Linked DNA regions of Homo sapiens: region 1 is linked to region 2. Evidence: chromatin loops called from intact Hi-C (ENCODE). Cell type or tissue: Calu3. All regions are shown on one strand. Each heading gives the region's core, and the rest is flanking DNA. Links, peaks and the distances in the headings are about the cores only.

Evidence for each region. Peaks named below come from ENCODE experiments on the same cell type or tissue, not always from the same donor. Only the 100,000 strongest peaks of a DNase experiment are listed, where the experiment ranks them.
Region 1: a loop joins it to region 2, with 4 times the contacts of the local background. A loop is called at or near these places in 3 of 110 quality-filtered maps.

The regions. Positions count from the first base shown.
Region 1 is chr19:51,540,076-51,551,739 of GRCh38, forward strand. It overlaps the pseudogene SIGLEC28P. Among named protein-coding and RNA genes, the nearest start is that of SIGLEC6, 14 kb to the left of the region's middle. RefSeq lists an enhancer at 5,937-5,986. In Calu3, for the core only: no CTCF peak of the experiment used is centred there; a DNase peak (open chromatin) is centred at 6,846.
Region 2 is chr19:51,466,536-51,476,836 of GRCh38, forward strand. It overlaps the pseudogene SIGLEC26P. Among named protein-coding and RNA genes, the nearest start is that of CEACAM18, 6.9 kb to the right of the region's middle. In Calu3, for the core only: a CTCF peak has its summit at 6,564 (motif pointing right); DNase peaks (open chromatin) are centred at 6,586 and 8,856.

The DNA of each region.
Region 1 (11,664 bases), core at 1,945-9,944, 73 kb after region 2:
CCATTTATGGGTATCTATTGAAAGAAAACAAAAGAGACATTTGTACTCCCATGTTTACCAAAGTACTATCCACAATAGTCAAGATATGGAATCAACCTAAGTGTCCATCAATGGGTGAATGGATAAAGAAAATGTGGCATGTATACGCAAGAGAATATTATTCAGCTTTGAAAAGAAAGAAAATTTTGTCACTTGCAACAACATGGATGAACCTGGAGGACAATATGCCAAGTGAAATAAGCCAGGCACGGAAAGGCAAATACTTCGATTCTGCTTATATGAGGAATCTGTAGAAGTCAATTTCATAAAAGCAGAGGCTAGAACCCTGGTGATCAGGGGTGGAGGTTGGAGACAATGAAGAGATGTTAGTCAGAGGGTACCAAGTTTCAGGTAGACAAGAGGAATCTGGAAATCTCCTGTACTGCATGGTGACTATAGCTAATAATACTGTATCATATATTTCAATACTGCTAAGATAGTAAATTTCCAATGTTCTCATCACAAAACAAAACAAATATTGCTGGATACAAAGCAATCCTTTTGATGAGTATAAGGTGTTACTTTAAAGTGCAAAGGGGTTGATAAGTGTGAGATGGCAATGCATATATTAGCTTATTTCTTCATTACACAATGTACACATATTTTAAAGCATTATGTTACATATCATAAATATACACAATTTTATTTGTCTATTAAAATAGAATAATGATAAAACACAAAGGAAATGTCCACAAAACATCACATTGTATGCTGTAAATAAATACAATATTTATTTTTAATTACACCTCAATAAGGCTGGAAATATTGCTTTGAAAAATCCAAAGGCACCAGGCACGATGGCGGGTACCTGCTGTTCCCACTATTCAAGAGGCGGCTGTGAAGGAGGATAGCTTGAGCCCAGGAATTCCAGGCTACAGTGGGCTATGACAATCATACCTATGAAAAGCCACCACACTCCCACCTGGGCAACAAAGTAAGAACCTTCTAAAAAATATAATAAACAAATAAAATTTTAAAACTCCAGATGGAATCCAAATAAATTTTTGGAATTAATAAACAAAAAAACCTGCCGTTGCAAAGATCATGAGTGACAAAGGTGCCCACTTCTCCGTCTGTCCTCACCCCTGTCTCTCCTCATCTGTGGTCATCACTTTACTCCAGCTGTGCATTGAAACATCTCCATCCTGGACCCCTCTCCTGAGCTCCAGACATTTGCATTCAGCTGTCTCCCTCCTATCCCCATTCAGATGTCAGGGGGATTCTCAGAATTATCATCGCCCCTGAAAGCCACCCGTCTGCAGTCCTCCATGGACACAGCTCTTTCCTTCCAGGTGCTCAGAGGAACATTCTGGCCCCATCCTTGCTCTTCCCTTCCCCTCCCTGACAACACTCATTAGAAAATTCTGTGAGCCTGACCTTCCACTCACATCCAAAAACACATCCTTACCCCATCCTGCCTCCCTGGCTCAGCCCCATGCCTCCTCCTGGATGACCCAGCAGCACCTTCCCAGCCTCCTTGGCTGCCGTGACACACGCGGTTCTGCTCTGACCAGAGCAGCTGAGGGTCCTGTTAGAGTGAGAGTCCAGTCAAGCCTCTGCTCTCTCCAAAGGCTCCAGGTTCCTGCGTAGCCTCAGGGCCCCACGCAGGCTGCCCTGTCATCCCCGCTGCTCCCTCCTCTGCCTCCTTCTGCTCTCAGACTGGGGCTCTGGCTGTGTCTGCAATGCCCAGGCCTGCTGCTGCCTCTGAGCAATGCACTCACTGCTCCCCTTCCCTCTTGCTGGGATGCTTGTCTCTCATTCAGACACAGAGCCTCCCTGCTCAGCACCTTCATGCCTTTGCTCACACACCACCTCCCCTCATTATCAGATAAGAAACGGTTCCCCAGTCTATCTTATGTTTCTTTCCCTGCATGCTTTTTCTCCAAACACAGATCTCCACCCCACATGCTCTTATTTTATTTATTATTTCTTTTCATTTGTACTTTTCCTGTCTCTAGAATGATAGCTTCTTGAAGACAGAGATTTTTTTCGTGCTGTGTCTACTGATGAACCCCTGGTGCCAATAATAATGCTGACACATAATGGATGCTCAGTAGAGTCACTGAAGTTAGTCGCTTCGTGTCTATCACCAATAATGCCTCTGCTCCACTCAGAACCAAATAAGAATTACACACACACACATACACACACACATGCACACAACACACACACAACCCTGAGTGACATTAAGACTGAGCCTGAAGGACAATTGGGACCTAGATTGGCAGGAATGGGAGGGAAGGGCATTTCAGGAGAAGGAATTACACACGCAAAGTCTCAGAGCCACAGAGGGCTTGGCCTGCAGAGACTTTGGGTGGAGAGTCTGGCCAGGAACAGACTGTGCAAGGCCTCCATTCCAGGCTGTGGCATTTTCCCCTTGTTCTCCAGCACCAGAGAGGAAACACGGCTGCTCAGACTGTGGAGGAACTGGATGAGGAGGCATCTGGAAACGGAGTCTGGAGTCTGTGTTGGGAGAGATGGAGGCAGGAGGTGAGGAGGGCTCAGTGTTCAGGGAGGAGGCGAGGCCCCAGGCATGACCAGGGCCAAGATGGAGAAAAGGGCCCCAGGATGAACCCTGCTTAGAAGGAGGGACAAGAATTAGTGATTTGTGGGATCTGGAGGAGGGAGGGAGGTGAAGGTGAAGACCCATATCCTGGTTCTGACTTTAGAGATGGGAGCCACTATGTCATCAGTAGGATGGGGATCCCAGGAGAAGTGGGTTGGGGGAAGAAGATGGGCAGCTCAACTTAAGCCATACTGAGCAGAGCAATCCTGGAGGCCATTGAGGGGGAGGTGTCCAGTGGGATGTTGAGGATGAGATGCCCACAACCCCTGAGAGATTAGCCCGTGACAGGGTCTGCAGCCTCCACGCCTGCTGCTGCCCTTCCTTCCTGCAGAAACTGACAGTGAGTAAAAAGACAAAGGCCTGCCAGTGTGGCCGGATCGGGGTGCAGAGGGCAGCAGACTCATCTCCCCGTGCCCTGCTAAGGGGCAGGAGGGGACTGGGGTGGAGAGAGCAGGCCTAGCCCCCAGAACCTCCCTAATGAGAGCAGGAACCTCCCAGCCCGGACATTCAGTGAAAGCCGAGGTCAGACAACAATTGGTCCATGTGGAATTCTCGCCACAATTCAGCCTACTGCCTGGCCCTCTTGAGCCTTCAGATTCCTCCAGCACTGGGACCTGGGATTCAGCACCATGTCCCCTGTACTCCCCACATCTCTCCTTGGTCCCTGGGGCAGCGCTCAGCTGAGGAAGAGGAAGCAGAGGCAGATAGGCAGGATCTTCACAGCCGCCTCCCCGACAGCCACCAAGACCACCTCCACCACAGGCCCTGATTTCAAAAAGTTTTGCCCCGGCTGGGAGCAGTGGCTCACACCTGTATCCCAGCACTTTGGGATGCTGAGGTGGGCAGATCACTTGAGGCCAGGAGTTCAAGACCAGCTTGGCCAACATAGCAAAACCCTGTCTCTACTAAAAATACAAAAGAAATTACCTGGGTGTGGTGGCACATGCCTGTAATCCCAGCTGCTAGGGAGGCTGAGGCACAAGAATTGCTTGAACCTGGGAGGCAGAGGTTGCAGTGAGCCAAGATCACACCACTGCAGTCCAGCCTGGGCAACAGAGTGAGACTCTATCTCAAAAAATAAAAAAAAAAGTTTTGCCCCACAATGGGTAGGTGAATACATACACTTTTACCCCTCCCTGTTGCGCGTGTAACCTTGTTCACCTTCATGGGTTCTCCATGGCCATATTTTTTCAAAATTAGAAAGAACATATGACCCAACTATTTTGCATTTAAGAACTGATTTCACAGGCATAGATGTACACTTGTGGCAGTAGATACAAGATTATTTATTGCAGTGTTACTGTTGGTAAGATAAAATTAGTGCCATGATATTCCATTAGGCACAAAATCAGAGTCCACATTTTTGATGCCACGAAATTGGAGTCCATCCACACAGTGGAATCACCCACAGTACTGGAGGAGAGTAATGTCACTCTGATGTCACTACTGATGTTAAACCATCACTGAGATCCTTCGGGCAAGCAAATCAAGGCGCAGCGCAGCCAGGACAGACACTGGCGGATTCTGGGGAAGGGGACGGGTGTCTGAGGGTAGATTCTACTGTGCACTCTGAATTCTCACCCATGTGACTATATCATCTGTTCAGAAGAACTTAGATCAGGACTACTGGGGAGAATAAGAAGATGAGGGAAGAGGAGTATTCAGCAGGTGGGGACTCAAAGCCTGGATCTGCTATGTGAATGGCACCCTGCCCTTGTTATGGGGCCAGTGGGAGTTGTGTGTGGAAGAGGCCAAGGGGAGTGAGGGGAGGATGGGGACAGGTGCTCAGGTGGCCTTGGAGACTAACGATGGGGAAGACCTCTGTTTCACTTACAAGAGGGTCTCAGGTTACGAAGTTGAGTCCAGGAAGAAGCAGTAGCCCAGCCCTGCCCCAAGCTGCAGGCCCTGCTCCCTCAGCCCCAGGGAGGGGGCTCTGTCCTACCTGTGCCGTCTCCTAGAGAGACACCAATCCTTGGGTTCCTTAGAGCATCTAGAACAGGAAGAGAGAATTTCCCTTTCTTTGGGGTGGAGATGAGGTAAAAGTAGGTACTCCTCCCCTACCCCAGAAGCCACAGGAATGTCAAAAGACAGAGCTTGTGTCCTTCTAGTTCCCCTGCTCAGCCAGGCCTCCAGGACATAGCCACAAAGTGTCCCCTGCCCTGACCCTCCTCTACCCCCTACACCCTCAGGAACCCAGGCATCCTGGCCCCAGCACTCACAGGAGACACTGAGCTGGATGGTTCTCTCTGTAGTCACACCAGCTCCAGGGAACTTCACCTGCCAGGTGAGGTTGGTGCTGTGGTCCTGGGGCCATGGGGTGATCGTGAGCACTGAGGAGCCGAAGGTCCTGGAGCCCAGATGCAACAGGGAGACCCCCATTCAGAAGAATGTGGAGGGGGCTCCTCCCATTCACAGGCCCAGAACACATAGCAGGTAAGGTTCCTGGTGTGACTGGTACCCCAGAATCCCTGGGATGAAAATGTTGGGCTTGTGGGTCAGGGCTGGTGAGGAGAGAGAGGAGCTTGGGGACCCTCTGAGTGTTATCAGCCCACCCCAGGGTCCTTTCACGCTGTCGGCATGCCACCACCTCTAGAAGGAGCAGAACCTTCATTGCTTTATTTCTGGTGTCTGGGCTTTTAACATACTTGTCATATTCCAAGAGAGCATCCTACAAGATATGAATGTTTCCTGAATGGTTTCTCCTTTCTGAAGAGTCCGTGTGGGCTGGGCGCAGTGGCTTATCCCTGCAATCCCAGCACTTTGGGAGGCCGAGGCGGGCAGATCATGAGGTCAAGAGATTGAGACTATCCTGGCCAACATGGTGAAACCCTGTCGCTACTAAAAATACAAAAATTAGCAGGGCATGGTGACGGGTGCCTATAATCCCAGCTGCTTGGGAGGCTGAGGCAGGAGAATCTCTTGAACCCGGGAGACGGAGGTTGCAGTGAGCCAAGATTGTGCAACTGCACTCCAGCCTGGTGATAAAGTGAGACTCCATCCCAAAAAAAAAAAAAAAAAAAGAAAAGAAAAGAAAAAAAGAGTCCCCGTGTGTGCCTCTGATGCTCAGGGAGAAGTTGCTGGTCTTGAGGTCCCTGGGCAGGAGGAATTGGTCCTGGGTCCTGCCATGAAGCATTTGTCCTGGTCACTGGAGGATTGTGGTCTACATCCACCCCTTTCTGGAACCAGCACAGGTGGAGGGTTCCATAGTAAGTCCAGGAGTAGGGAAATTTCTGCAGCCTGAGGACACACAGGCCCTTCTGCACCATCACAGGTTCCTGGAACTGCAGCTGTTCCAGAACCTAAGCCAGGAGCCCTGGAGTGAGGAAAAGACTAAGCCTTGGGCTCTGGAGCCTCCTGAGTGGGGGCTGCTGTCCCCGCAGCCTATGCAGGGTCAGCAGCAGTGGCATCTCTGCCTCATACCCAGGGGCAGACCTCTCTGAAAGGGAAGGGAAAGCTACAGGTGTGGGACAGCAGAGGAAGCTTGTGGTGAGAACAAGAGGTGACCAGCCCAGTAAAGGGAACTTCAGACACACAATGAGTCCATTGTAATTAACTCTTTAAGAAAACTGAGTTCCATTTCTGCATGTTGCTCAGACAAGGCAAGAGGCTTGCCCTAAGTAAGGCAGCAACGAAGGACCGGAGTCCCCAAGTCCTGCCTCCTGGACTTGTGCACAAGTGACTGGAGAAACAGGTGCCACCTGGCCAGTTCCCCATGAATCACAGGCGTGGGACCCCCACAGAGGTCAGTCTCCTAGAGATCAGCACCAGAGGCATGAAAGGGTCCACGTGAGGTAAGAGCAGCAACACTTCATTCATTCCATGTGTGCATTCATTCTCAAACAAAAGTAAAAGAGACAGATTTGCATCATTCCTGACGCTCAACTAACTCAAGTAGTCCTGGAAGACAGAAACAATGATGGGCTTGAGCTTTCTCCAAGGACAATAGGGAGTCATGGAAGGTTCTCATGCAGAAAAGGGTCACCATAATATATACATGTCAGATAGATCCCTCCAAGGCCAGACTGCAGGCTAAGGGCCTAGAGAGAAAGCTGTTGCGATTGTTCGGTAAGGAAGAACCATGCCTTCAAGGAGAGAGTAATGTAGTGAATTCTTAGAATTGCATGCGACCTCAGTGTCCTTTTGAAATACCAGAAGCGGGGCTCAGTCATCCTTAACAACTTCCAGTTCTAAACCACACTCAAATGGCTCAAGCTGGTGGCCAGAGATAAGAACTTAGACAGGCACAGTGACTCATGCCCTTCAACCAACCCCAGCACTTTGGGAGGCTGAGCGGGTCGATCTCTTGAGTGGAGTTCAAGACAGCCTGGGTAATATAGAGGGACCTCATCTCTACAAAAAACAATAGGTAAATAAAAGAACCAGCGGCATCTCTCCTGTAAAAGCAGACTTGCCTTCCTGCTTTTTCTGCTGCTACCTTTAAGGGAACCACAGATATTTACCCATGAACTTAAAGTAACCACACCCGATTCCCTGAGAGGTACTGCCAGTTGCCGTGTGCTTTTCTTTCTCACTCTGCCTGACTCCTCATTCCTGACTCGGGTGACCCAGGGATGGACTGGGTCCCCCCACTAATTACTGCCCCCCCTCCACTCATTACACCCTCATTGCCTGGAGTTTATAAGTAAAAATCTTTAAACATATTTCCTAGCTTGATGGTGCATTGAACTTGCACCCTCCACCTGAAGAACTGTGGCTACTCTAGGCTGGGTTTCCCCCCAGGACACCTGGGAGGGTACAAGGGTGGACTTCCAGTGCCAGGGAAATGGTCAGGCAGGCATAAAGTGAACACGGGTCAGAAAAGAACCACAGGGGCATCTGTAGCTTAAACAAGTTGCCCATGTGAGGCACCCATGGTCATGGGTCAGACAACCAGGCATTAGATCATCCTCCACGTAAGAGAAAGATCCTGTGAAATGTACGCTGTAGACACCACGTCCAGCTCTCCTTCATTTCCCATTAGGGCAGGGTCATCAGCCACTCTGGCACTGAAGCCCCAGTTTAGCTGGGGACTCTCAAAACAAGTCACCTTGGTGATTGAAGAAAGAAGCAATTTGAGACATTTTCAGAAAGTGGACTTTGCAGGGTTGGTGGTGGTGCATGACAGAGCAGGAGCACCATCATCTCAGACTAACACTGCCACTTTAAGTTCCAGCTCCCTTTCTAGCCTCGTGCATTTCAAGGAAATCACTTATCTTCTGACAACAAGCAGCCGGAAAGAGCAGACAGTGAAACACAGATAAGACAGCTCAGGCATAAAGGGATGTCTGAGGGGGAAAAGTCTCCTGGGTAACCACCAAACTTCACACTCATACAATGGGCCCCAGTAAAACAGTGGGCCCTAATAAACACATTCCTTCCCCTTTAGGTACACTAAGATAGGGAAGCTAAAAGCAGACTCAGGGGGTATGCCTGCAGCTGCAGGAAGACGTATGGGATTAGACACAAAACTCTCCCTCCCAGGTAAGCAAGACAAAGAGACACAGAAACATTCTGAGCCTGTGATAAGCTGTACCGCCCTGAATCCTTAAAAACTCTTAGTCGGTAAAAGAGAGTGCCTCTGACCTAACTCAGCCAGAAGCCCTTCTCAGGTTTAGTCTCCAAAATAAACCTATCTTTAACTGTTCAGCTGTTTTTTGTGTTTCCTTCTTCTTTCTTTAATTCTTATAATGCGTGAGAGAGGGGAGCATCTGCAGTGGCTCCCAGAGCCCCGACTCAAGCAGCAGGGACTTGGGGGTGTCATGGCAGAGAGCTGGTGAGATGAACCGTCAGGGCTTGGGGGCAGGTCTGGGCTGGAGAGGGAGGGGTAGGGAGTTTCACAAAGCCTACTGGGGTTGTACTCAGGGGAGGTGGATGTGTTCACCAAGGGGAAACAGAAGGCCCCAGTGGGAGGGGTGGGGAACACACAATCTTAAGCTTAATTGTGGGCTGGGGAATGGCTGAGATGGCCTGGCCAGGGAGGTAGGAGGAGAAGGAGCTGCACATTGGTGACAGCAGTGGTGAGAATTTTATCAGGGATGGGTGGGAGGGGCAGACTGCAGGGGGCAGCGGGGTGAGGGGGAGTGGGACTCATTGGGATGTCTTCAGTCCTCTCCTGTCGGAGCTCTGGGCCTCCACTTCTGTCCTGAGCAAGCAGCAAGCCCACCTTCATCACGACCCCAGAGGGAAGGTTTTTTTCCTACCTGTACCATTTCCTTGGGTGGGGCCAATAGCCAGATTCTGTGGAGAATCTGGCATCTGGCATCTGGAATGGAGAAAGCCACCATTTTCTACCACCATGCGGAGGAGTATGGCTGCTCTGCCTCTTTGGCTAAATCCATGGAAAGCTGCTGAGGTGGGGACTGCTGTGATTTCTCCTCCCTTCTCCAGTCGAGCTCCTGACCAGGCGTTGAATCTCTCAGGCCCTGAACCCTTCCTGTCCATCCTGGCAGCCCTCAGCCACCCAGGTGTCCTGGCCAACATCCAAGGGGGATGCTGAGCCTGGTGGTATGAGGAGCTCAGCTGGGCTGTGAGAGAGAGCTGTGCTTCAAGGTGGCAGGATCACCGATTAAAGCAACAATAGACCAAACTGAAAGAATGAATCAAGCCTTTAATCACAGACAGCAGTGATAGAGGCAAGAGTCTAAACCAGAGAATGCACCAACTCTTCTTGTTTCATTTCCTGCCACCCCTCTGGAACAGTGCACACTGCTGGAGGGTCAGGTGGCTCATGGATCAACACAGACATAGGGGTCGGGGTCCTCTCACTGAGGAGGGAGCCCTGAACAAAAGGCTCAGGCAGTTCCACAGACCCTGGGAAGGGTGGGGGCATGAGAAGGGCTAGGAGTGGAAAAGAACTGAGTACTGAGTCAGAGTGGGGAAACGTGTCTTCAAGGTTCCTCCTCCTGCCCCCCGCAAGGTGGTCTCAGCAGAGGCATCTGTGGAAGACCTCTGTCCAAGGCCTCAGAAAACGAGGCCTAGAAATAAATGTAACTGGGATAGAAATGCAAATATGCATAGCGCATGACTGGCCAGAAAGGTGGGGTCCTTGACCACAACCGAGTGTGAAGAGGGTGGAGTCTCCCAGTGAGGCCTGCCAGGAAAAGCCTTTGCAACTGCCTGTGATCGAACCTGAAAAGCCACACCTAGGTTTTTAACCATGTGCTGGACTCCTCAGATAGTTCTACCCATGGATCTACCGCTTCCTAGGAAGGTCACCTGGCATGGAGGCCTGATGCCACAATCTTGGACCCTAGGATACAGGGGTACACTGAGGACTTGAAGCGGGGGCTTCAGAACCCCAGGAAGAGAGGTGCATCTTCCTTCACAAGCCCCTGGCATGGTGCTGTTTAGACTCCAAGATGGCTGGCTTTAAGCTTAAAGGGATATAAATTATGGGTATCTGATACAAGCTACAGAGGAGGAGAAACTCAGAGGGGAGACCCCAGAGTGTCAGCCTGGGGTTGGCCTCCCCTGCCCTCAGCCCCAGGATCCTGCACCTCTCCCTTACTCTCCAGATAAGAAACAGGTATGTTCCTGCCTCTGGGGCTCTCTCCTGGGGACCCTTCTCTACTGGTCACAGTCAGAGGCAGTGTCATTCATTGGGAGCTATATTTCATGTGATATCTCTGACCTAGAGATGTGTTCCTACTTTCCTGCATCTGGAACATCTGATGCTCTGAGAGCAACTGTGGGTCCTTGGGTCTCTGAGGAGGTTAGCTTTGCCCCAGGTCCTCTCTTCCAGGTTTTTCTTTTCTTTTCTTTTCTTTCTTTCTTTTTTTTTTTTTTTTTTTTTTTTTTGAGATGGAGTCTCGCTCTGTCACCCAGGCTGGGGTGCAGTGGCACAATCTCGGCTCACTGCAACTTCCACCTCCCAGGTTCAAGCGATTCTCCTGCCTTGGCCTCCCTAGTAGCTGGGATTACAGGCACCTGCCTCTACACCTGGCTAATTTTTGTATTTTTAGTAGAGATGGAGTTTCACCATGTTGGCCAGGCTGGTCTAGAACTGCTGACCTCAGGTGATCCACCCACCTCGGCCTCCCAAAGTGCTAGGATTACAGGCATGAGCCACTGCGCCCAGCCTTCTTCCAAGTTTTGACAGGGCTTATTTGTGGCCACAGGGGGATTATGGTGTCTGTGGGCCCCCTCTGGGATCCAAAGGTGGGTGTGGACTGGATTAAAGTCAGTCCAGAAAACCCATGGATTGGACTGGAGAATGAAGCTGGGCACAGAATGCAAAGGTTCCCTCTTCACCGTCACTGACTGAAAGGTGAGAGCACAGCCGGCTGATTCTCATGGGACTGCTGCCGGGAAGCAAGCTGTGGCTGCAGCCCGACTGAGCAACCTCTTCCTCAGGCCTCTGCTGCCCTCACAGCTGGGGCAATGGCAGCAGCGGAAAAGGATGTTCTACATTCCGCTGACACCATCTGATTTGTTGGGAGCCGAAAAGGCCAAAGAGATCGTGACCAACTCAGCATTCCACTGGAGGCTATATGATCAAACAGCAAACTGTTTATCATGAATACAGGATGTGAGCAAACTCACGACTGCACCTGCCGCCAGAAGGTTTGCTGAGGGCGGTCACTCCCTGGCGCCGGCTCCTTGAAGTTATCTTCTGGGACATCTAGGGCCTACTGTTCAAGGAATACAGTCTTGCAAGCCTACTCTAGATGGAGCAGCTGACCTCTTCTTCCACCCCTCCTTCTCGCTATCTCTTTTGCCTAATAAATATGGAGGGCTGTGTAAAGTTCAGGGCCCTTGTCCACTAGAGGCAAGGTGCCCCCTGACCCCTTCTTCCAAACACATTCTTTTGTTCTCTTGTCTTTGTTCCCGCGTTCGTCCCCCTTTGTTCAGTCCCCCAAGGTCCGTGCAGTTTACAAGCGGTGCCCCGAACAGTGACAGGATTGGGCAGTCTACAAGTAGCACCCCAAACAGTGAGAGAACTAGGCTGTCTTCACTGATTAGCCTCTCCCACTTGGAAGTGGGCACAACCTTGGAGTGATAGATTCTCTTCCTGGATTGAATGTATTGTTCCTCTCCCAAATTTCTGCCTTCAGCAAACG
Region 2 (10,301 bases), core at 2,009-10,008:
AAGATAATGTACCATAATCAAATGGGATTTATCCCAGGAATGTTAAGGATGGTTCAACATATGTAAATCAATAAACATGATACATTATGTCAACAGAATGAAGGACGAAACCTATAAGATCATCTCAATTGTTGTAGAAAATGGGTCTGATAAAATTCAACATTCTTTCATGATAAAATCTCTCAATAAATTAGTTATGAAAGTAAAGTAACTCAACCCCAAAAAGACCACATAGAAAAACCCATAGCTAACATCATAGTAAATGGAGTAGTGTAGGAAGCTTTTCCTCTAAGAAGTGGAACAAGACAAATATATCCACTCTCACCACTCTTATTCAACATAGTACTGAAAGTTCCAGCCAGTGCAATTACACAAGAGGAAAAACAAAAACCAAAACAACAAGGATCATCCGGATTTGGAAGGAGGAAGTCAAATTGTCTCTGTTTGCAGATAAACATGATCTTACCTATAGAAAAACCTAAAGACTACCAAAAAACTCTTAGCATTGATAAACGAATTCAGCAAATTTGCAGGATACAAAATCAACATACAAAAATGAGTAGTGTTGCTATACGCCAACAAAAAATTAGCTAATAAAGAAATCAAGAAAGCATCCCATTTACAATACCTATAAGCAATGAAATACTTAGGAACATGTTTAATCAAAGAGGTGAACGAGCTCTGCAAGGAAAGCTACAAAACACTGATGGAAGAAACTGAGCAGGATACAAACAAATGGAGTAGAATTAATATTGTTAAAATGACCATGCCATTCAAAGTAATCTACAGATTCAATGTGATCTCTATGAAAATATCAATGACATTCTTCACAGAAATAGAAAAAAGTCTTAAAATTTGTATGGAACTGCAAAAGACCTGAATATCCAAAGCAATCCTGAGCAAAAAGAACAAAGCTGGAGGCATCACACGATCAGACTTCAAAATATACCACAAAGCTGTGGCAACCCAGACGCATGATACTGGCATAAAAACCAGTACACAGGCAAATGGAACATAATAGAGAACCCATAAATTAATTCATGTTATCCACTGCCAACTGATTTTTACAAAAATGCCAAGAACACTCATTAGGGAAAGGACGGTTTCTTCAATATGGTGCTGGGAAAATTACCCATACGCAAAAGAATGAAACTACATCTCCACCTTTCACCCTACATACAAATCAGCTCATAATGGATCAAATAGCTAAATTAAAGAACCCAAACTCTAAAACTACTGTAAGAAAACACAGGGGCAATGCTTCAGGTCATTTGTCTAGGAAAAGATTTTATAAATAAGACCGCAAAAGCACAGGTAACAAAAGCAAAAATAAACAAATGACATTCTGTCAAACTACAACACTTCTGCACAGCGAAGGAATCAATCAACGGAGTGAAAAGGCAACCTACAAAATGGGAGAAAATATTTGCAAACTATTCATCTGTCAGGGGATTAATATCCAAACTATACAAGGAACTCAAACACCTCAACAGCCAAAACCCCCCTACAAACAATCCAGTAACAGCTGCATGTAGAGAGGTGCCCTCCTATCTGATCTATCTCCTAGGGAGACACTAGTTGTCAGGTTTTGTGGAACCTCTTGGACAGGAAGAGAGGACTTCCTTCAGTTGGAGGTGGGGAGGAGATAAGGGTAAGCATTTCCTCCTACTCCTCCTAGAAGCCGAAGGCATGCAGAAGGGACAGGGCTTGTGTCCTTCCTGTTCCCCTGCTCAGCCAGTCCTCCAGGATATCAAGTGTCCTCAGCTCCAGCTGTCCTGTCCCCACCACACCCTCAGGAACCCAGGCATCCTGGCCCAGCACTCATAGGAGACATTGAGCTGGATGGTTCTCTCTGCAGTCACACCAGCTCTGAGAAACTTCACCTGACAGGTCAGGTTGGTGCCATGGTCCTGGAGCCTTGAGGTGATTGTGAACGCCAAGGAATGGGTGGTCCTGGGGCTCAGAGAAGTGGGGGCAGCTGACATCCAGGAAATGATAAGGGGGTGTCTCCTGCTTATAGGCCCAGCGCACAGATCAGGTCAGGTTTCAGAGGTGGCTGGACTCTAGGGTCTCCAGGATGAGAATGTTGGGTATATGAGTCAGGGTTAGTGAGGAGATGGGGGGCATGCAGGATCAAAAGGGTAGGTCCAAGGTGAAGCCCTGGGGGAAGCTCAGGCTCTGGTCTAGCTCCTCCCCCAAACCCCCGGCATGCTTTATGCCCAACTCCCTCCCAGGACAGGGACCCCATCCCAGCCCTACCCTGCCCTGCAGCCCCTTTGACTTTCCCCTGTGGTCAGTCCTGGAGCTGGTTTCTTACCAGTCACACACAAAGAGAACTGGGGAGATTATAACCTGTATTTGGTACTTCCTCTCTCCACCTGAAAGAAATGTGAACCATTGTTCACCTCCTTCTGGCATCTATGATACTCTGGGAGCAGTTGTTCCTCTGGGGATTCCTGAAGAGGCAGAAAAGGCCCAGGGTCTCCTCCTTCATTTTTCAATTTGGGTTGTTTGTGGGCTCTGAAGTGTCCCAGAATTCCTTGCCTCCTTCCCGGAACCAGTAGTCATGAACAGAGTTATTCGTGTAGTAGGGTGGAGATAGGAGAATGAGCAAGGCATGAGGGTGCACAGACACTCCTGTACAGTCACAGACTCCTGCACTTCCAGCTAGAAAACTGCATCCTGAGCCAGGGCTCCAGTGGAGAAACGAGGGTCAGCTCAGTTCAGCCCCAGAGTCCCTCTCCCCATGGCCCACTCACCTATCCACTGCAGGGGCAGCAGCGTCTCTTAGGCAGAGGGTTCCTGGACTCCCTGTGTAATGAGAGAAGGGGAAGGGATTGGAGGGGAAGGTTTGAGGGCCCATTGGAGGCTGAGGAGAAGCAGGAGGACTTGGCGGTTCACAGAAGAAAAACCTCAGACCTACACGTGGTCAGAGCTCATCCCCTCTGCACAGAGCAGAGGGAGACTCCAGAGACCTCCCCAGAGGGGAGCAAATAAGGAGCAGAGATCTTATATTTCCTCTCATCTGAGAGCTTCCCTCCACCACCAGAGCCTGGACTAGGATCTCTGGGGACATCTGAGGCATGGGACACTCATGAGGGTCTAAGGTTCTCCCACCCTGAGGTGCTTTTTTGTGCACCACCGTTTATACCTGGGAACATGTCACTCCTGGTCTGGTCCCAGAGAGTCACAACCTCATCTAGAGTCATGAGGAAGTCAGTCCTGCAGGATGGAGGATTCTGTAGGTTCTGTGGGAGTGTCTGGGACAGTGAAAAGAAGAAGGGTCCTGGGTGCAGTGTGGGTGGTAGCCATTCACTCATTCATACATTCATTCATTCACCAAACACACAGTGAGCATCTGTGTGTCAGTGGGGCTGGAGAAAAGATGCCAGGGACCTGGTCCCCACCCTTGAGATGGCCCCCACCCATAGCCTCATGTCCTCACCATACACACACACACACACACACACACACACACTGGCTTTAGAGCTGTGGACACTGGTGAATTTGCCGTATGTCATGGTAGAATTCTAGGTGGTTTTTTTTGAGACTGAGTCTCGCTCTGTCGCTCATGCTGGAGTGCAGTGGTGCAATCTTAGCTCACTGCAACCTCTGCCTCCTGGGTTCAAGTGATTCTCCTGCCTCAGCCTCCTGAGTAGCTCCTGAGTAGCTGGGATTACAGGTGTCTGCCACCACACCCAGCTAATTTTTGTATTTTTTTTTAAGTAGAAATGGGGTTTCACCATGTTGGTCAGGCTCGTCTCGAACTCCTGACCTCATGATCCACCTGCCTCGGCCTACCAAAGTGCTGGGACCACAGGCATGAGCCACCACGCCCGGCCAATACTAGGTATTTTAAAAAAACTTGAGTACTGAATTTTTTTCCCTGACAACTGGTATGCTGATTTACAAAATTTGAATGACATCTTCAGAATAAGAACCATGCAGGATCTTCTTGTAAACCAAAAGGAAGGACACATATTCTATGGACTGCAGTGCAGAAGAAACTTCTTTTCCATGGATGTTGCCATTCTGTGTAGTGTGGACAGAAGTGATTTATTTGAGGTCCTCTTCATAGAGATTAGCATTTCCTTTCATGTAAAAATATGCTGCTCACAGTTAAATGAGGCTCATAAGACATAATATTTTCAGACAACATGAGTATACAGACAAAATTAAAATTTTAGGTTCCATTTTTCATGTTTATGGCTATTTGTATTTTTCTTTTCTTTTTTCTTTACTTTTTTTTTTTTTTTTTTTTTTGAGATGAAGTTTTGCTCTTGTTGCCCAGGCTGGAGTGCAATGGCACGATCTCGGCTCACCACAACCTCTGCATCCCAGGTTCAAGCAATTCTCCTGCCTCAGCCTCCTGAGTAGCTGGGATTACAAGCATGCGCCACCATGCCTGGCTAATTTTGTATTTTTAGTAGAGACAGGGTTTCTCCATGTTGGTCAGGCTGGTCTCGAACTCCCGACCTCAGGTGATCCGCCCACCTCGTCCTCCCAAAGTGCTAGGACTACAGGTGTGAGCCACCGCGTCCGGTCTCTATTTTTCTTTCATGAGTTGCTTGTTTGGGCATTGACATGCATTTATAATTGTCTTGTTGGAATTTAGTTTTTCTGGTGTTTCCTAATCCTCTTCCTCCCTCTTGTCTATGAAGAGTCTCAGACAATGTGGTCATGCTGTTCTCTTATCTGAGGATTTGGAAATTTGCCTCGCTAAATCATATGACACATATCTGACTATACCCGGGTGTGACCTTCCTGACAGTCACACAGTTAAATGTCCTGGCCAATACCTTTAAGTTTCAAAATAAATAAATAAATAAAAATCAAAATAAAAAACTTAATGGATAAAAAGCAATTTTAGGTTCAGCTACGTGATTTTCCATCTCACTCTGTATCGTATGCATCCAACGAACTCTTGAAATCTAGGACATAATACTATTTGGCACCATATATTAGTAAAATATTTATTACAGTATTATCTAGATAAATGCTCATTTGTCCTTATTAACATGGAGAGCTATTTGTATCTTCACTTACTATATAAATAATTGAGGTTTTAATAAGTAATATAATACCTTGTTGTAAGTTATTTTAAAGTTAAGAATATGGCTTGGATTCCTTGGATTCATTCACTCGGTGTAATGCATTTGAGACTCAGCTATGTGATTGGGTATATATATGAATAATTTGTTTTTGTTTTTAAATTGCTGACTCATACTTCATTGTTTTCCACAGATCCCCCATTTTGTATATATTCACTGTTTGACAGATACTCAGAATGTTTCCAGGTTTTGGTGAATATAATATAAAGCTAGTACAAATATTCCCATGCAGATTTCTGTGTGTGGACACTAGTTTTTTTTTCTCTTGCATAAATACCTAGGAGTTGGGTGCTTAGTCACATGTGTAAGTTATAAGAAATCGCAGCTGGGTGCGGTGGCTCACGCCTGTAATCCCAGAACTTTGGGAGGCTGAGGCGGGTGGATCATTTGAGGTCAGGAGTTCAAGACCAGCCTGGCCAACATGGCGAGACCCCATCTCTACTAAAAATACAAAAATTAGCTAGGTGTGGTGGGTGCCTGCTATCCCAGCTACTCAGGAGACTGAGGCAGGTGAATCGCTTGAAACTGGGAGACGGAGGCTGCAGTGAGCCGAGATCGTGCCACTGCACTTCAGCCTGGGCGACACAGTGAGACTCTGTCTAAAAAAAGAAAAAGAAAAAGAAATTGTCAAAGTGTTCTCCAAAGTGTGAGTGCCACTTCATATCCCCACCAGCAAAACATGTGAGTTCTGGTTGCTCTACATTCTCATTAATATTTGGTATTATCAGGAATGTGTAAAATTTATTTTTCTTTTGGTTTGGTTTTGTAGCCATTCTAATAGGTATGTACTGCCACCTCATTCTAGTTCTAATCCACGATTTCATAAGAGCAAATGGCGTTGGGAATGTTTCCATTCATGTGATTATTTGCCATGAGTTTTTCTTCTTTGATGAGGAGGCTGATCAAATCTTTAGTGCTTTTTAAAATCCGTCTTAAAATACACATAACAAAAATTACCATTTTAATCATTTTTCAGTGCACAGGTAAGTGGCATTAAGTACTTTCACACTCTTATGCAATTATCAACCATTGATCTCCAGAAATGTCTTCATCTTGCCAAATTGAAACTCTGTACCCACTGAAAGATAACTCCCTATTCCGTCCTGCTCCCAGCCCACGGCAGCCAACTTTCTACTTTCTGTCTATGAATTTGCCTATTCTAGATACCTCCTATAAGTGGAATCATACAGTATTGGTAACTTTTGTGACTGGCTAATTTCATGTGGCATAGTGTCTCCAAGCTTCATCTAAGTTGCAACACGTGTCAGAATCTCCTTCTTTTTAAGGTATTTCATTGTATGTATATAATATAGAGGCTTTTGACCAGTGTAGCTCATCCTGAATTATCGAGTTGATCCTTAAATCCAATCAGAAGTGTCTTGCTGGGAGAGGAACAGATGGAGATTTGATGTACACAGAAGGCGGCGGTGTCTGGGCAAACCCATCACCTCAAATGCATCTCACCACCAGGGGGAGCCATAGAGTTGTGCGATGCATCCACCCTAATCTTTGTACAACCTCCTGTGGATAGGAGTAAGAAGTGGATAGAGAGGGTGAGAGGCAGGAGCCTCCAGTCAGCTTCCAAAGATGGGAGTGAGATGGAAAATAACAAGAATGACATTAACAATAACAATAACATTACAAATAACATTAAGTTATAACAGCTACCTCTTGTGGCAAAAACCAGAGTAGGGGGCTGTGAGAAACCCACCTTATGTACAGCGCCTCAGAGATCCCAACTTAACATTTTTTGTGATCTCCAAGATAGATAGACAGGAAGGAGTGGCTGTTCATTAGCATTCGCTCTGGCTGTGCCAGGCAGAACTTTGCCCTGGGAGGGACTATGACGTTCTGCTCTCTTAATAAAAAGGTACAAAGCTGGGCTCCAGAAATAGACTGAGGGGCCTCTTGGGTCTGCTCCCCAGGCTGCTTCCTGTCCATAGGTGAGCAGTGGATGCTGCCACTCCTGACTGGAGAGACAGGGTTTCAGAAGAAATTCTCCAAGTTATGGGGGATCCCGGATGGGATGGGTCAGGTCTAGCTCTGGGGTCTGCTTAAGGGAATGAGAGTGAGTCTTTGAAGCTCAAGGCACCCTCCAAACCTGCACTCCTCTCCTAACAGCAGGGTCCTCATGAGGGTGTCGTTGCATGAGACAGTAAGGGTCATGCCATGGGCTCTGAATGAAACCAGTTCTGCCATCTTCATCCTGATTGTTCAGACTAGGCATCACTGACCATGCACAGTCTAGATGGAGGGAGGTACATGTTTCTTCAGGGACATGGCACAATGCTGTGTCTAAAAGGAATGCTTCATGTTGGTGCAGCCAAATGGAGCTGATCGGACGCTCTCTGTGGCTGTGGTTGCTGGTCTCCTCTCAGTATCCACTCTCTCTTTTTCCTTAGTAATAAGGACCTCAGACATGAGAACCCAGCTAAGAAGGATTCTACGTTCTACACTTTCTTCTGTAGTTTTTTCTGAACAGCCCTATGAAGAGGAAACATTTTACATCCCTATTAAAAACAATTTCTTTTTCTTTTTAATTTTTGTGGGTACATAGTAGTTGTAGACCCTAAGATTCTTTTAAATTTATTTAAATTTTTTATTTCTTAACCTTTATTTTAGGTTCGGGGTACACGTGCAGATTTGTTATATAGGTAAACTTGTGTCATGGAAGTTTTTTGTACAGATTATTTCATTACCCAGGTACTATGCCTAGTACCCAATAGCTATTTTTTCTGCTCCTCTCCCTCCTCTTACTGTCCACCCTCAAGGAGGCCCCAGTGTCTGATGTTCCCCTCTATGTGTCCAAGTGTTCTCCTCTTTTAACTGCCACTTATAAGTGAGAACATGCGGCATTGGTTTTCTGTTTCTGTGTTAATTTTCTAAGGTAATGTCCCCATTTTACAGGTGTAGAAAGCAAAGCTTAGCGGAGATAGGAAACTTAACTGAGATCACGTGGCAGGTAAGTGGCAGCATTAGGTTCAAACCAGACAGTGTGACCAGGAATCCCCCCTCTTAACCATGGTCTTTCCTCAAACAGCCTGTACAGCCTTTGACCCAGCAGTCCTCAGTAATTTGGGGGCAGTGCACAAGACCATCCTCACTTCTAACTCCAGCTTCACACTCAGGGGTCCCCTGATCACCTTCAGTTTCGACAGTTCACAAGTAGGACTCACAGAACTCACTGAAAGCTCTTATTCTCATGTTATGTCTCATTACAGCAAAAGGATACAGATTAAAGTCAGCCAAGGGGAGAAGAGCATGGGGCAGGGTCCAGTGAATTCCAAATGTGTAGTTTCCAGTTGTCCCCTCCCAGTACAATCACAGACAGCAGTAATTCCTCCTTACATGACGTGTGACAACATGCATAGAGTGTCACCAACCAGGGACACTCACCTAAGCCTTGATGCCCAGGGTTTTTATTGTGGCTTTGCCATGTAGATATGGATGGCTGTTCACATGGCTGATCTTAGCTTCAGCTGCTCTAGAGATAGAGCTGACAACAGTGACCCAAAGTCCCTACCATTAGTCATATTATTAGACTATTTGGTGGTCATATTATTAGACGAATATAACTATTTAGTCATATTATTATGAATATTAGTCATATTATTGGGCAAGGCACTAAGGTAAATAAAGACATTCCTATCAGGTGAGATATTCCAGGGGCTTAGAGTTCCCTCCCAGTAGCTGAGAGCAAAGTCCAGACCTCTATTTAAGTAGGGTTGAGTTCTTTCCTGTGCAAGTTCACCTCTGGGATTAATCACGGATCTACAAATGGGACTAGGCAAAAGCTGTTCATGCTGCTGTGTACAAAAAAAAGTGGGCCAGGCATGGTGGCTCACGCCTGTAATCCCAGCACTTTGGGAGGCCAAGGTGGGTGGATCACGAGGTCAGAGATTGAGACCATTCTGAACAACATGGGGAAACCCCATCTCTACTAAAACACAAAGAATTAGCCAGGCGTGGTGGTGTGTGCCTGTAGTCCCAGCTACTTGGGAGGGTGAGACAGGGGAATCGCTTGAACCTGGGAGGTGGAGGTTGAGTGAGCCGAGATTGTGCCACTGCACTCCAGCCTGGCGACAGAGGAAGACTCTATCTCAAAAAAAAAAAAAAAAAAAAAAAGAACTCTAATATAAACTGTGGGCTTTGGGTGCTAATATTGCGTCAACGTGAGCTCATCAAATGCAATGAATGTACCACTGTGGTGGGGCTGTTGATAATGGGGGTGGCTGTGCATGCGGGAGGGCAGGTGATATATGAAAAACCTCTGTACCTTCCTCTGAATTTTGCTGTAAACCTAAAACTGCTCTAAAATATCGTGTTTTTTAATTGAAAGAACCCGGCCTGGCCCAGTGGCTCATGCCTGTAATCCCAACACTTGGGATGCCAAGGGGGATGGATCACTTGAACCCAGGAGTTGAAGACCAGCCTGGCCAACATGGCAAAATCCCGTCTCTACTAAAAATACAAAAAATATTAGCCCGATGTGATGGCACATGCCTGTAATCCCAGCTACTCTGGAGGCTGAGGCATGAGAATCACTTGAACTCAGGAGGCAGAGGTTGCAGTGAGCCTGGATCACACTACTGACCTCCAGCCTGGAGGACAGAGTGAGACTCTGTCTGGAAAAAAAAAAACAAAACTTAAAGGACATAAATGATTGCAAATAGAGGATTGGTTGAATAACTCAACCCATATCCAATCCAGTGGAATACTACACAGCCATGAATAATGAACAGTGATGGTGCAAAGCCATGCTTCTCCCATGAGAGTCCAGGACCTGAGGCAGAATGTGGGGAGTGCTTCAAGGGAGCTAAAGCCAGAAGATCCACTTTGTATATATTTCAGAGGCACCATTTACACGGTAATACTGGGGCAGGCCAATTAACTAACATCAGTGGTAACGAATGCGTTATTTTCCTATTAAAACTAACATGGAGGTGTCTGGCTGTAGGCTGCAAATATTCATATGGGTTTTCAGGGCACAGAAGACTTCAAAGATATTTTCTAAACCAGTAGACATCCAGAGGTGCATATTCACCTTACTCTGACAAAACTTGGGTTTAACATTTGAAAAGCCCTAATAAAAACAAAAATTTAATGATATAATTCTGCTCTAATAAAAGAGATTCATATGTGCATGCGTATGCCAGCTATAACATACCCAAACTGAAAAGACACATAGAA